Linked DNA regions of Homo sapiens: region 2 is linked to region 1. A link is a loop called in an ENCODE intact Hi-C map of the cell type or tissue named here. Cell type or tissue: PC-3. All regions are shown on one strand.

Evidence for each region. Peaks named below come from ENCODE experiments on the same cell type or tissue, not always from the same donor. Only the 100,000 strongest peaks of a DNase experiment are listed, where the experiment ranks them.
Region 2: it touches region 1 in a loop (3-fold over the local background); 8 of 110 quality-filtered maps call a loop at or near these places.

The regions. Positions count from the first base shown.
Region 1 is chr2:169,092,617-169,100,616 of GRCh38, forward strand. It overlaps DHRS9 (dehydrogenase/reductase 9), which reads left to right. Exons shown (of 5, transcript NM_001376924.1): 5 at 2,928-3,551. The coding sequence ends at 3,151. Among named protein-coding and RNA genes, the nearest start is that of DHRS9, 27 kb to the left of the region's middle. In PC-3, a CTCF peak has its summit at 3,828; a DNase peak (open chromatin) is centred at 3,065; H3K4me3 peaks cover 509 bases; H3K27ac peaks cover 1,565 bases.
Region 2 is chr2:169,008,419-169,016,418 of GRCh38, forward strand. It overlaps ABCB11 (ATP binding cassette subfamily B member 11), which reads right to left. Exons shown (of 28, transcript NM_003742.4): 4 at 5,885-5,936; 5 at 4,854-5,092. Among named protein-coding and RNA genes, the nearest start is that of ABCB11, 19 kb to the right of the region's middle. In PC-3, no CTCF peak of the experiment used is centred here; DNase peaks (open chromatin) are centred at 2,443, 3,923 and 5,633; H3K4me3 peaks cover 2,066 bases; H3K27ac peaks cover 5,904 bases.

The sequences.
Region 1 (8,000 bases):
GGGCAGGTCAGGTTTGAATAAGAGGAAAGGACAGGAAATAATTACTTGGGTGGAAACTTTCTGGAGCAGGAACACATGGAGGAGAAGATGGAAGACACCAGGAGCCTTCCTGGTCAAGAGATTGAGTCAGAGATGGGAGAATAATAATAAAGATGACATAATGACAACTAACAAATAGTAAATATTTACTATGTACTTGTCACCATTCTAAGTGCTTTACAGGGACACTCATTTAAAATCCCCCAAAAAACTCTTATTATCGTCTTCATTTTATAGAAATAGAGGCATAGAGAATAACTTACCAAAATTGTACCACCAGTAAGTGGAAGAGCTAGATTTGGACCCAGGCAGCCTGACCGTGCCATTTATGCTTGGCCATGGCACTATAATGTGAACAAGGCATTAAGGACTTTGGTTACACTCCTGTTATCAGGCTTTCCCCTCCGCCACAAACTTCTTGGGTCGGTTAAAGTTTACTTGATATTCCTCAAGTACTCACTGACCTCCTGCTTTGAGTTGAGCAGGGTTCCACCTAACTATGGGTAGTTCTTTCCCTCCAAACTGTGCTCAGGCCTCTTAATCAGTGGACTTGGTAAGACTGTCAACTGTGGCAAGGTTCATGGTCAGGAGTTTTCAAGGCAGAGCTGAAAGCCAAGTCAGACCCACCTGGAGAGGTTTTTAAAATGACTGACTCCTCCAACCACCATTACCCTAAACACACACACACGCACACACACACACATGCACACACACAGAGGTACACACATTATCTATATATCAACTGAAATGTCTGGTCTTACAAACATCTTAGTGCTGACATGCCACTATAGGTTTAGAGCCACTGCCATCAAATACTCTACTTTTCAGTTCCTGACTCTGAAGGTTCTATGTAGGTTCCATCTAAGATGGAACTTAATACTTCAGAAACAAAACCCCTCATTTAAAAGAGCTTTCTCTGTTTGATATTGATACCGATACTTTTTAAATGCCTTTGAATATATCACTGACTTCCATCTCCAATTATTTTTGGCTTGGTTCCTGGTTCATGTGTTCTGTCTCAGAAATACCAAAAGGCATTGAGCTCAGTTTTACACTGGTTGTTCTCACTAGAGTTTTCAAGTCAGGACTTGGAGATCAGCCAAAGTCACGGTCCCAAAGTAGACCACAAATTGAAGGTCATCTTTTCTTAATTTCCCAAGCTGGGATAGTAGGAGTTTAAAATAGCCACTAAGACTTATTAGGTTCTTTGAACAACTTGTGGCCAGTGGGACTTGAAGTTGAAAGAAAGATCTAACATCATAGACTTTCCCTTGAGAAGACACAGCTCAGGTATGGTTTAAAAGTATGTGAGAATCATATGATAGCTCTACTTTGAATTTGGGGGGGAAATCTCTATGCCATTTTCCATAATGACTGTACTAATTTACATTCTCACAAACAGTATACAAGAGGTTTTCTCCATGCCCTTGTCAATACTTGTTATCTTTTGTCTTTTGATAGTAGCCATTCTAACAAATGTGAGGTGATATCTCATTTTGGTTTTAATTTGCATTTCCCTGATGATTAGTGGTGACAAACATTTTTTTCATATACCTGTTGGCCATTTGTATCTTCTTTTGAGAAAAGTCTGTTCAGATTCTCTTCCCATTTTTAATCAGGTTATTTCTTTTCTTGCTGTTGAGTTTCTTATACATTTTGGATATTAACTGTGCCTAAGATATAAAGTTTGCAAATATTTTTTCCCATTCTGTATGTTTTCTCTTCACTCTTTCAACTGTTTCCTTTGCTGTGCAGAAGCTTTTTAGTTGGATACAGTCCCACTTATCTAGTTTTGCTGTTGTTTAGCTTTGTGTTTTTGGGGTCATATCCAAAGAAATCATTGCCCAGACCAATGTCAAGAAGTATTTCCTTTATGTTTTCTTCTAGTAGTTTTTTTTTTTTTTTAATAGAGATGAGGTCACACTATGGTGCCCAGGATGGTCTTGAACTCCCTGGGATCAAGTGATCTTCCCACCTCAGCCTCCCAAAGTGCTGTAATTACAGGTGTGAGCCACCATGCCAGGCCTCTTTTGGCAGTTTTATAATTTCAGGTCTATGTTTAAGTCTTCAATCCATTTTAAGTTGATTTTTTTATATGGTGTAAGATTCAGTTTCATTCTTCTTCATGTGGATATACTGTTTTCCCAATACCATGTATTGAAAAGACTGGGGTTGTAATCCACCACTAATCCCTTGTAAAATCCCTGCCTCTCTAAAGGTATCTTCGCTCATTATTCAAACATCTCATTTGCATGAGAACTGGGATCCTTTTAGCTTCCTGAGTCAGTACATTTGGGGATGATTCTCTCTTTATTTACAGATTATAGAAGCCTATACAAGTATACAAGTGCACAATTACATCCACACATGCATGCACATACATGCACAAGCACATGTGCAACCCACATTTTCTCTAGACACATAATCCCCTAAAACAAATTAGAAATCAAACATACAACTTTCTAGGCTTAGGGGCCTCATGGGCTTTATGAAGTATCGTTTCCTCATTGCTCTAAAGCACTGAGGGATCAAAGTTTGATCCCTGGACCAGCAGCATCAGCATCATCTGGAAATTTGTTAGAAATGCTCATTCTTGGGCCCCACCTCATACCTCAGTCAGAAACTCTGGAGGTGGAACCGAGAAACCTGGGTTTTAATGAGCTCTCTAGAAGAATCTGCTGCCAACCCAATCTTGAGAGCTGCTGGTCTAAAGAAAGCATTGCAATATCATTTTCTGAGGAATAGATAGTAAATCCTCAAAATGAGCCTCAATTATAATGGACAATTCAGAATAAATCCCCTTGTATCCATCCTCCCCTTTGCACCCTAGACTTCCACTCTGCTTTCCCCTTCTACCAAAGAGTAAATGTACTTTTGTCTCTTTTTAGGTCTAGACAAACTGAAAGGCAATAAATCCTATGTGAACATGGACCTCTCTCCGGTGGTAGAGTGCATGGACCACGCTCTAACAAGTCTCTTCCCTAAGACTCATTATGCCGCTGGAAAAGATGCCAAAATTTTCTGGATACCTCTGTCTCACATGCCAGCAGCTTTGCAAGACTTTTTATTGTTGAAACAGAAAGCAGAGCTGGCTAATCCCAAGGCAGTGTGACTCAGCTAACCACAAATGTCTCCTCCAGGCTATGAAATTGGCCGATTTCAAGAACACATCTCCTTTTCAACCCCATTCCTTATCTGCTCCAACCTGGACTCATTTAGATCGTGCTTATTTGGATTGCAAAAGGGAGTCCCACCATCGCTGGTGGTATCCCAGGGTCCCTGCTCAAGTTTTCTTTGAAAAGGAGGGCTGGAATGGTACATCACATAGGCAAGTCCTGCCCTGTATTTAGGCTTTGCCTGCTTGGTGTGATGTAAGGGAAATTGAAAGACTTGCCCATTCAAAATGATCTTTACCGTGGCCTGCCCCATGCTTATGGTCCCCAGCATTTACAGTAACTTGTGAATGTTAAGTATCATCTCTTATCTAAATATTAAAAGATAAGTCAAACATTTTCATGAGTGGATAGACATGTTCTGTTACCTTGCTGAGGATGACTCTGAAGGACCAAAGCTCAGTTCTGATAAGCTTTGAAAAGGACAGGAAAAGGGAGGGTGATCAAGCATTGTGTGACACGGGTATAAGCTAAAGGCAGCAGTAAAACACTAGATAGAACTGCAAACAGAAGGAAAGAAAAAGATAGGAAAAGGAATAAGAGGACTGCAACAAAAGAATATATACCTAAATATATATATATGAAGAGAGACTCCCCAACACTCAGACAAGCCTTCCTAGAGGGAGCTATGGAGGTGAACATCCTATTCAAGCCCCTAAGAACATTGATGCACACAGTTTTCTGGTGGAAAGATGTAATGACATAGTAACTAATCATTCCAAAAGAAGAATAATGTTACATTTGGTTGGTTTATTCTGATGATTGTAAAAGTAACAAGACCCAGACCATGTGGCACAACTTACACCTGAGATGGCTGGAAATCTTGCATTTGAAGGGTCTTTGAAGCCCCATGAAGATATAGAGCTAAATAAAAAGGCTCTCTTTAGTCTACAGTTACAGTGGGATTAGATCTGCATCTTGCTTATATTCATGTTTCTAAATTGAATAGACCCTGGGCCCACACCCCATCCAAAAGAAAGAGTTCCCTAAACAGACGTTTCCCGATTCCAATAGCCAATACTGCTCGCAAAGGTTTGTAGACTATTTACAAGAAGAAGCCTGCAGTGGCAGAATGCAACATGTTTTGCTTAATAATATGGTGTAAACAGCCAGAGAGATTAGCTAATGCACATGTGCAAGTGTGCACGTGCACACACACACAGAGGCATATACACACATGCTTAACATATTGCAAAGAAAGTCTGCCTGTAATCCCAGCAGGTCAAGGCAGAAGGATCGCTTGAGCCCAGGAGTTCAAAACCAGCTTGGGCAATATAGTGAAATCTTGTCTCTACAAAAACTAAAGAGTTAGCTTGGCATGGTAGTGTACATCTGTAGTCCCAGCTACTTGGGAGACTGAGGCAGAGGATCACTTGAGCCAGGAGGTTGAGGCTGCATTGAGCTGTGATCATGCCACTGCACTCCAGCCTGGAAGACGGAGCAAGACCTTGTCTCAAAAAAAGAAAAGAAAAGAAAAGAAAAAATATTTAATATCTGCTGCTTGAAACCATGTCCGTTTGAAGGTATTAGTAATTCTATTCATTTTTAATCACCTTTCCAGAAATATCTGCTTATGAGGTAATTTTCTCCTTTCAAGTTTACAACATATTGGTGAGTGAAAAATCAAATTACAAATGGTGTCAATCCACTTAGATATACATTTCATAATTTTGAAGAAGGATATACTCATCATTTTTGCATCAAAATGAAAAAAAAATCACAGCAAGAATGAGATGGAAGAATTCTCGGGCAAAGTTAACTAACCTGCCTGCCTGTGAGGTCATCCCCATCTTGGACCTAGCCCCAGAGACAGCTCACTTGTAGATCTCTGGTTTCTTCTTGTTGCAGTTAACCACCCCATAGTCTGTTCTTGGAGGTAAAGTTCACCAATGTTGTCTGCTGGGGCCCCTCCTCACCTTGAATTCACATCTTGGCTTCATTTCACTGCTTTAGAATTCTTGACAAGCTGCTCCCTGACTTTCCAGACCTCCCAGGGCTACCAAGATGTTTAGACTCTGAAGGAACTTTCTTTGCCAAGCTTCTAACCATTTCAGTCATATTCTTGGGCCTACCTGATTGTGTTCTTTCTTTTGTTTTGCCTAGACCTGAGTTCTTTGTTCTTTCCTTCCAGTAGCTACAATTTGGTAACTCCCTGTTTCATCCAACTAAAAAATTCTCTCCTTAAAACAAATGTCACCAGGTGTGATATTACTCCAAAATAATACCAAATATATTCACCTAAGCAATTTTTAAAGGTTTTTAAAATACATGAGAAGGTGGGGTGTTGGGGGCATAGAGGCATAAGTCTCTACAGAGGCACAAGATGTGTGGTAGGGAGAAAGGGGGGACGAGGATATCAGACAGTCACTATATCAGGCATCTTGGGCATGGGTTCCTAGACTTCTCTCTGTCTTACCATAATCACTTCTAATTCTCTGTTCTTTTGGGGAAAATACCTATCAAATTTTTATCTGTAAATATTTGAAGAGACATATTTTGACTACGATGGACATTCTTCTAAGTATTGGCCTATAATAAGGAACATGATGGATGTGAGGCCTTCCTTCCTAGAGCCTTTTGGAAATAATCCAAATCTAAGGCCAATACTCAGGAAGCCTTAGAGGACCTTCTCCAGGAATGCACGGCCAAGATGAACGGAGATGTTGTCCTCCACCACATCTAGCTTGAAGGATTCTTCCTCACTTAGTTTAGAGAGACCAAGAGAACCTCCCAAACCCTCCCTCTGACCTGATCCAAAAATCCAAGTGTGTCCTTCATCTGGGCATCCACAATATATTCAAATCTGGAGTTTTTATCTTCCCTGCCCCACAGATGTTTTCCCAGTCCAGCACCAACTACTGTCAATTTAATCTCCATAGGGATCTGGAGTCTGTCTACCTTTCTTCATCTCCAGTGCAATCACCTGTTCAAGCTACCCTCATCTCTTGTTTCTACCACAGCATATCCACCTTGTGCACCATCATTGATTTCTCTTCATTGTAGTCAGAATTGTTCATAATTAACATCTAATCATTCTACTCCTTCTGTCGTTGCTTTCTTAAAATCTTTTCAAAGTGTTCCTGTTGCACTTTGGCTGAAGACTAAAATGATTATGTGAACCCTGCTGCCACCATACTCCTCATTAGCCTCATTTTATAGCACTGTTCTCTTCACTTGGCCACCTCTGCAGCTTTCCCATGCCTCTCTCTGGAAAGTTCCATCTTACCTGGTTTTCTAGTTTCTTTGTCCTACAGATCTCAACCACGTTCTCAGGGAAGCCTGCACAATTTCAAATTCTGACCACCACCTCTTTATCCAGTTAGGTTCCCATCTTGTACACTCTCACTGTGCCCTGTAATTTTCTTCAGGAATCTCATCACAGTCTGTAATTGTATATGCATATGGTTAGTTAATATAGGTCTCCTGTATCATATCATAAGCTCCATAAAATCATGAATAATGATGCTTTGCTTATCTTTGTATCTCCTTACCTAGGACATCGCTGGCACACAGATCAATGTTCAATACATGTTTGTTGAATGAACACAAAAATTAGTCTATATTAGCCTTTCTAACTAAGGGTCAATTTATTACTCAAGATCAAGCTGGTCGGGTGCAGTGGCTCAGGCCTGTAATCCCAATATTTTGGGGGGGCCAACGCGGGAGAATCAGTTCCAGAGCAGCCTGGACAACACAGGGAGGCCCCATCTCTACAAAAACAAATTAAAAATATAAAAATTAGCTGAGCATGCTGGCATGTGCCTGTAGTCCTAGCTACAGTCTGAGGCAAGAGGGTATCTTGAGCCCAGGAGACTGAGGCTGCAGTGAGCTATGATTGCACCACTATAGTCCAGCCTGGGCAACAGAGCAAAACTCTGTCCCTAAAACATGAAAAATAATACGTTTTTTCAAAAAGATCAAGCTTGCTGATCCCAATAGTTGTGCTGTCAGTGTGCCAGTTCAGTCAAAGTCTTATAACTTCCTTGAGCATTTCAGGTCTTCCTGAAGGCTCCCCAGCTCTGGCTCTGCTCTCAGCCAGATACTGAGCAGTGTTACTGTAGTGATTTCCCACCACCTATTGCAAAGGAGGCTGCCTCCATGCCAAGCCATCCTGGGCCCAGTAGGCACAGAACTAAAAGAGCACCAGGGATCATTGAGTCTATTTCTCTGCTTACAGGCAGGACATGTCTAAGCCATCCAGCCTGAAGAGAATCTCTTCTAGTTAGAATCTCTCCAGAAACTCTATAACTTCTGTTATCTTAGGGTAGACCAATACTTAATGACCAATATTTCACCCTGACCAATAGTTAATGAGAAAAATTTCCAGGAAACTTCTTTAAAAAATGATCAATTTTGGCTCTTCTGCACACTATTAATCCCAGTAGTTTTCAAGAACACAAGACATCACAGTCCCATCAATGTGGAGGAAAAGCTAAACATTCTCAAAATGAAAAACATTTTTTATATTTATGACAACTCAATCTAAGCCATAGTTTATAAGGACAAAGCTGACCAAGAGTTTTGTGAGTCTTTGCAAGGTGAAAAATAAGATAATTTGATATTCCTAATGCTAACATTCTTCCTCAACTCTGCAATTCATTTTTCAAAAAGAAAATATAATTTCCATCCTAGTAGATGAGGTACTAATACAGCCAGAGCTTTAGTACAGATTCTGGTTTAGTAGTATTTCCAAGCATCTTTCTTTTTTTTTCTTCTATTTTCTTTTTTGCATATAACACCTGCTCAAGCAGGAACCAGATCACAGTTCTTGCCTGATTAGTCCCTAGA
Region 2 (8,000 bases), 84 kb before region 1:
CCTTCTTCTTAGCAACCATCCCTTTTAAGAACACACATGACTGCATTTAGGGCCCACCTGGATAATCCAGGATAGTCTCCCCCATCTCGATATTGTTAACTGAATCACGTCTGCATAGACCCTTTTCCCATACAAGGTAACATTCACAGGTTCTAGGGATAAGGACCTGGATATCTTTGGGGGTCATTATTCTACCTATGAGAGATATCACAGATGCTAAATAACAAGTGCTGGTGAGGATGTGGAGAAATTAGAACCCTCATACACTGTTAGCAGAAATGTAAATGGTGCAGCCACTGTGGAAAATAGTCTGGCAGTTCCTAGAATAGTTAAACATAGAGTTACCATGTGATACAGCAATTCCACACTTAGACATGTACCCAAGAGAAATGAAGACATGTCCACACAAAAATCTGTATACAAATGTTCACAGCAGAATTATTTGTAATAGCTCAAAAGTGGGAACAATCCAAATGTCCATCAACTGATGAACAGATACATAACATGTATTATATCCATATAACGAAATATTATTTAGCAATAAAAATACATGTGGATGAACTGCAAAAAACACATGCTTAAGTTAAAGAAGCCAATCTCAAAGGATCACATATTATATGATATTATTAATATGACATGTTCAGAATAGGCAAATCTACAGTCAGAAAGCAGATTAGTGTTGCCTAGGGATAGGGAGGAGGATGAGGTACTAGAAAGTGATGGCCGAGGGGCAAGGGGTTTCTTTTTCTAGTAATGAAAATGTTTTAAAATTCTAGAAATACCATTTGACCCAGCCATCCCATTACTGGGTATATACCCAAAGGATTATAAATCATGCTGCTATAAGGATACATGCACACGTATGTTTATTGTGGCACTATTCACAATAGCAAAGACTTGGAACCAACCCAAATGTCCAACAGTGATAGACTGGATTAAGAAAATGTGGCACATATACACCATGGAATACTATGCAGCCATAAAAAATGATGAGTTCATGTCCTTTGTAGGGACATGGATGAAACTGGAAACCATCATTCTCAGCAAACTATCGCGAGGACAAAAAACCAAACACTACATGTTCTCACTCATAGGTGGGAATTGAACAATGAGAACACATGGACACAGGAAGGGGAACATCACACACTGGGGCCTGTTGTGGGGTGGGGGGAGGGGGGAGGGATAGCATCAGGAGAAATACCTAATGTTAAATGACGAGTTGATGGGTGCAGCACACCAACATGGTACATGTGTATATATGTAGCAAACCTGCACATTGTGCACATGTACCCTAAAACTTAAAGTATAATTAAAAAAAAGGAAAAAAAAGAAAATGTTCTAAAATTGACTGTGGCAGTGAATGCACAACTCTGTAAATATACTAAAAAACATCTAATTGTACACTTCGAGTGGGTGAATTTTATAGTATGTGAATTGTATCTCAACAAAGCCATTACAAAAGTATATAGCCTAAACTGTCTAGCTACAAAATAGTGCTTGCTTATACAAACTGAATATATATTGCTAAGAACATAGACTGAAATCCAAGTGAAAGGACAGGCCTAGATTTCTGCATTGATTTATCTGTATGAGAGGAAGTGAAGACTTGAGCTCCCCAATGCCCGCAGTAGTAATCAGCCTCCAAAAAGCCCCTAAAATTCTCATCTGGCAATATTCACACTTGTTTAGACTCCTTCCAAATTACACCAGGGTTGGTTTCTGTGACCCATAGAATATGGCAGAAATTACAGTATGTCTCTTCTACAATTAAGTTACACGAGACTTTGTGGCTTCCATTTGAGTGTTTACACTTTAATTGGATAAAAGAAAATAAAATGAAATTGCAACTGTGGTATTTTAACTTCCTATTCCTTCATCTGCTTTCATTTTTTTATCTATTATTCGACTGTTCTGACCAGAAATTCTGATAAGCTAATCAAGAGACCTGACACTCTGTAATCCTTATCAGTGTAATTCACTGACAGCCATCTGGAAGGCTTTAACTTAAAAATTCCATCTACTAGATTACAATTGACATGTGGAAACCAATATAATAAAATAGTAAAACCAGCTCCTGTCATTACACACACATGCTTTTGTTGCTAAAATTATTGGGTTGTCTTGTATATTCTAAGGCTAATACATCTATTGTAATAAAAGGAGAAACTGTACTTTTAATGATATACTTTTTCCACGAAAGAAACCTGCAAACAGTTTGGGCGACTTTGGAGGTATATAAACTACTTACAGGTAGAAAAATGTCCTCTCTTTTCTCCTCTGTCCCACCCAAGTCATAAGATCGCGGTGATCTTACCATAAAACAGCTAAACAAACATGTTATTCAGAATAGAACAAATAGTATTCATGTCAATGATCACAATAACTCACGATGACAGTATTTAACTCATCAAGGAGTTCCTGGTAAAGAAATGCCTAGAAAGGTATAGTCTATACAATTTCAGCTATCTGTATGAATTTTTTTAAAAAGAAAAGGACAAATGTCCATTCACATTTGGTATTACGTGAATTCAGCCAAAGCCAGTGGACTTCTGAAAGCCTCAGTTTGTATTCTTTGCTCGCCTTCAGGTATGTGATCCAGTAACAATGAAGACAGTGAGTAATGAGTGGCCACAGAGAATTCCTTTTTAATAGATGGCTATGATGCAAATGTTGAAAGTAGATTCATTCTTTAATTCATTGGATAAATATTCATAAGCACCTAGTATCATGTATATGCCTCAAATTTTGGCTCCTCTCACATTTATTTCCAAATTTTAAGGCATGATAAGATATACTTGAGGACCTTTTCCTCAAAAACTTATCCTCATAAGTGTTATCCGTGGCTTGGGTCAATTTACATCACACATAGGTCTGAATGCATTTTTTTCTCCAAGGGGAGAATGATTAATCTTATGTTTTGTGGTCAAACCCCTCTGTAAAAAGCAGTTCACTTCTGTCCTCCCGCATAAATGAAGGATTTCAAAGACTTTTGTTGAACTCAATCTCTCTTTTATACAAATTGCTCTGAGTTTGTCAAATGAAAAGAAACTTCCAATTTTAGAAAAGAAACATACATATTTAGACATTAGGGAACTTATATAGAATAAGTAGGCTTGTTGTTTATAAAGAATAATTCACATTGTATATTATCCTGTGTTTTCTGTCAGGTACCTCCAAGTCTGTCACTGCATATGTTTTTAAATGATCATTGACTGAATGATGGCTTACTAGGCTTAAGCTTCACACAGATAGGGATCATGACTCTTTTGGTTTTTCTGAGATGGGGTCTCATTCTGTCACCCATGTAATCACAGCCAACTGCAGCCACAAACACCCAGACCCAAGTGATCTTCCCATCTCAGCCTCTCAAGTAGCTGGGATGACAGGGGCACACCACAAAGCCAAGCTATTTTTTAAAAAAATTTTTGTAGAGACAGGGTCTCACTATGTTGCCCAGGCTTGTCTCGAACTTCTGGGCTCAAACAATCCTCCTGTCTCACCCTCCCAGAGTGTTACGATTACAGGCATGAGCCACCATACCTGGCTAGGACCATGCTCTTAAGACAACTGTGTCCTTGATGCTTTCATGAGTTCCTGGTATATTTGATGTTTAAAAAAATTTTGGTTGAATGAGTAAATGAATGAAAGACCCTAAGAGAGATAATATTATGGAAGAGTGTCAATGATTTAGAAGGACTCATTCATAGTCTGGAATCAAGCCTATAGAAAATTTCAAAAATGAAGGTGAAAACTATAAATTCCTCTGAGGGAGCCATTCCTAGTGTCTTTCTAGCCAAGATGTGCCCCACCCTTGATTCTTGAACCTGAATATGTGGGTTCCTATGTGCAAATAAGCTGTTCTGAACTTGAGCCAGCATGAGGCACACTGCAAAGGCCATGCTATGACAGTGAGTCAGCCCTGAGTACACGACAGACTCACTGATTACAAGGTGGCCTGTCAGGCTTATCACAAAGAAAACAGTAGCATAGTGACTGTGTCTGTGTGAGTTCTGGCTACTTCTGCGTGGTTGCCTCTGATCACAGCACTGCCCTAGTTTTCTCACGCCTGTAATCTCAGCACTTTGGGAGGCTGAGGCAGGCAGATGACCTGAGGAGATTGAGACCAGCCTGTCCAAAATGGTGAAACCCCATCTCTACTAAAAATACAAAATTTAGCTGGGCATAGTGGCGGGCGCCTGTAATCCCAGCTACTCAGGAGGCTGAGTCATGAGAATCACTTGAACCCAAGAGGCAGAGGCTGCAGTGAGCCAAGATCACACCACTGTACTCCAGCCTGGGCAAAAAAGGAGACTCCATCTTAAAAAAAAAAAAAAAAGAAAAAAGAAAAAAACAAACTCAACTACTGGTTGAGACTAGTGTACCTTACTCAAAGTAATGCAGCCTGTTCATGAAATTCCCATTACAGATGGAAGGGTTAAGATCAAGTGGATCACCAGCCACAGCCACAAAGCTAAGGGGCAGAGGGGAGTTGGTGGGGGGGAAAAATAGAACTCTTGGAGATGATACTCAAGTAAAATTCATGGGTCACCTCCCTAGTGACGTTAAGTATTGGTAGTGTCATGCTCAAGCCTATACTCAATAAAGTGGTAACATTTTGGCAATGTATTTGGTGAGTGACTTTCAATCCTGTTTCTATTAAGATTTTAAAACATAGTAAGATAGAAGGAAACTTGAGGCAGAGTAATTTCTAGAAATATGGGTAAACTCATGTTTCTATTCTCTTTGTGTTAGATACCACTCCAGCTCAGCCAGTAAAATCCCCTCTATACATTTTGAATTACAATTTAAGATATGAGCAAAAAAGTAAAAAATTAAAAACAAAAACAACCTACCCACAACGTGTTCCATTTGTCATGTTCTGGTTGAGGGAACTGTTAGTCCATACAATGGTGTTATTCACACATGCTTTTCCTGGAATCTGGAGTTCTTGTAACTCAACGTCGTAGTCAATAAAAACATCTGTCATTGTGCCAAAAATGAGTAGCACGCCTGGCTGGGCTATTCCATGGAGAAATGCACACAAACTTCCCACAAACATCAGCCAAATGTCAGTTGATGAAGAAAACCGAAACTTGAAAAACAAAGGGTTCAGAGATCATCTATGGGTGAAGAGCAGGAGAGGTAGGAGGACTACTTAATTTAGTTACTAGATTCTCATGAATAGTACTCAACACCAAATTTCATGGGAATCACCTTAATTGAGTGGCAGAGTTCGTATACTAATTATATTGAAATAAACGGCACGGTACATCAATTATCTAAAACATTAGACTCTTACATTGTTAGATCATGTTATAAATTTCCTGCTCTCTGAATTCATTCTGTTTATTTCAGGAGCTGACTTTCGTTTTTAGCTACTCATCTACAACTTAGGGGAAAATAATCACTGTCATTGATGCCATTGCCAAGTAGATAAACTGTGTGGGGCATTGAGAAATACTATAAATTGTTTTGTTGAACTGATAGTGACTATGAAGAATGCCAATTTCTGCCTAGAAATGCCTCCATCCTGAGAAAATTTGGAGTAAACACCTATACTTTAAAATTTCTAAAGATTTGTCATAAGAATAAATATATATATGTGATTGTTGTGATGACTTTCCTTACAAATATGATAACCATGGGCTTAGTGATAATTTTCCAAGACATTTTTCTGATCTATTGGATAGGATTTGTATGCTTTATGAGCAATATATTTCTAATAGTTATTCAGCATGTTATCACATAGGCAAAGCCTATGACTGAAAAAGTGATCACTGAAGTTAAAAACCTGCCAATATGACTAAAGATTTAACACTCCCCTCATGATCTAAACAATTTATAGCTGCACACCCACTGCCATAAATCAACACAGTTTTATTACCAATTGAAAGAAGCCAACTCTAACGCCATCACCTTTCTTCTCATCTTGTAACCTGATGAGAAAAACATAAGGATTTAAAGACCACCCTTTCCAATACAATGGGAAATTCTCCCTAGGTGGTGATTTTATGAGTTATTCTTTAGTAAGAAAGAAAATCCCCACTGGCTGGAAAATTCTGGCCAAACCTAGTATCTTAAACACAAGCTTTATTCTTCTAGATTTCCCTCTTCTAGAGATTTCAGTATAGCTCAATCTCAGGTTCACTAGCGATTCACAGAGATGAACACCTGAGAGGTATGGAGAGAAAGTAAAAAGTCCTCTATACTCCCAGTTATACCAACAAATAACTCTTTGCCCTCAGTCATGACCCTCAATCTATTTGTGACTGCATTTCCTCATGGGTAAGTTGAAGTGGTTGGATTAGCTAATTTTAAAGCTTCCTCATGCTTAAAAATATTACAACTACATTAAATAATGTTGATAATGATGAAAAATTCAAGAACATGCCCACACTTTTCATAGAATCATATTTCCTTAATATTTCCCATTCATTTCATTTCCCATAAGGCCATGTTTAACCTGTATTTGACCTCTTCAACTTCGGGGATCTTGACTTAACCTGAGTCACGCAGTCCATGAATACACCCTGGACCTTGCTGTCACCAGGAACTACTGTCTGACATGTTTAACTCCTTGGCACTCTGTGACTGCCCATGTACCTCATTTTCTCGCTTCCTTCCTCCTTCCACACCTATTTGTCAACCTCACTTGAGCCATGCAGTCCTTTAAATCCTTCATTTCCTTCCATTGCTAAACCCCATTAAGATTTTGCTTCCTTCCCCATGCAGCCAAGGTCCCTCTGCCAGGCATTTGAACCACACTCTCACCATCATCCTCAATTATTTTCTCTACATCATCCTTGTAAACTTCATCCTGCATCCATCCAGCTGTTTGCCCTCTTCTCCTTAAGCCAGGCTGCTGGGCCTGCTGGACACAACCTCACCACCTTGTGAATGGATACCAACACAGGCAGAGTCTAGTACTCAGCTGCCCTAAGCTTCCCTTCTGGCCCAGAAAAGAATCCTAAATTTTTTCTGAGACTCCCCACGGTCTGGCCCTTGGCTCTCTGACCTCACCTCCTCCAACTATATTCTAGTTCTCAACACCCCACTTGCCTGGCCTCTTGCTGACCTTTGTCCATGCCCAACTGTTCCCACCTCTGGGTGCGGGCACCTGCTACTCCTTCTCCCCAGGTGCATTTTCTTTAGGTAACCACAGGGACAGCTCCATCACCTCCGCTAGACCTTCCTTTGAAATCACCTACTCAACAGAGTCTTGCCTGGCCAAAGTCTTTAAAATTTCAACCCCACCCCCCACGCACCATTTCATAGCTCCATTTCCAGTTTATTTTTCCTTCTCAGAAAGAAAGTGATAGATTATCACTAGCTACCATGCTATACATTTGATTTATTTACAATGTTTATTATATCTCCCTCACTAAAATGTAAACTCCTCAAGGGCCAACATTTTTGCCTATTTTGTTCTTTTCTATACCCGCAGCACCTACAATAGTGTCTGATACCAAATAGACACTCAATATTTGCAAAACGAATGAATTAATGGAGTGAATGTGTGCTCTCCAGCTCAACATGCAATGCACACTTCATTTCTCTGCGGATTGCTCCCATTCTTCTCAGCAGCTCTGGCAAAATTTGCTGTGATCTTCTCATTCCATGCTCACCTCCTCTAAAAACAAAGCAACTCATTCAACTTCCTACTCATCCTCTCCTTGCCATTCATCTACATCCACACCCATTTTTTAAACTTCCCACGCAATAAGAAACGTGTGGCTCTCAGAGGCCCAGGCTGACCTGACCACTCCCAGCCCAAAGCTAATCTTACCACTCCCACTTCCTCCCTCTGCTGTGAATTACTTAAAATTTCTAAAATACCTTTAACCCTTCCGTTTCCACCACCTCCACTTCAGGAACTTACCTGATGCCTCACTTCTGTCTTCTAAATTAGACCTCATCTAATCCCGCCTTCATACCAGACTGTGATTAGCTGATATGTGTTCTATATGAGAATTCAAAATCTTTAGCTGAACAGAAATATG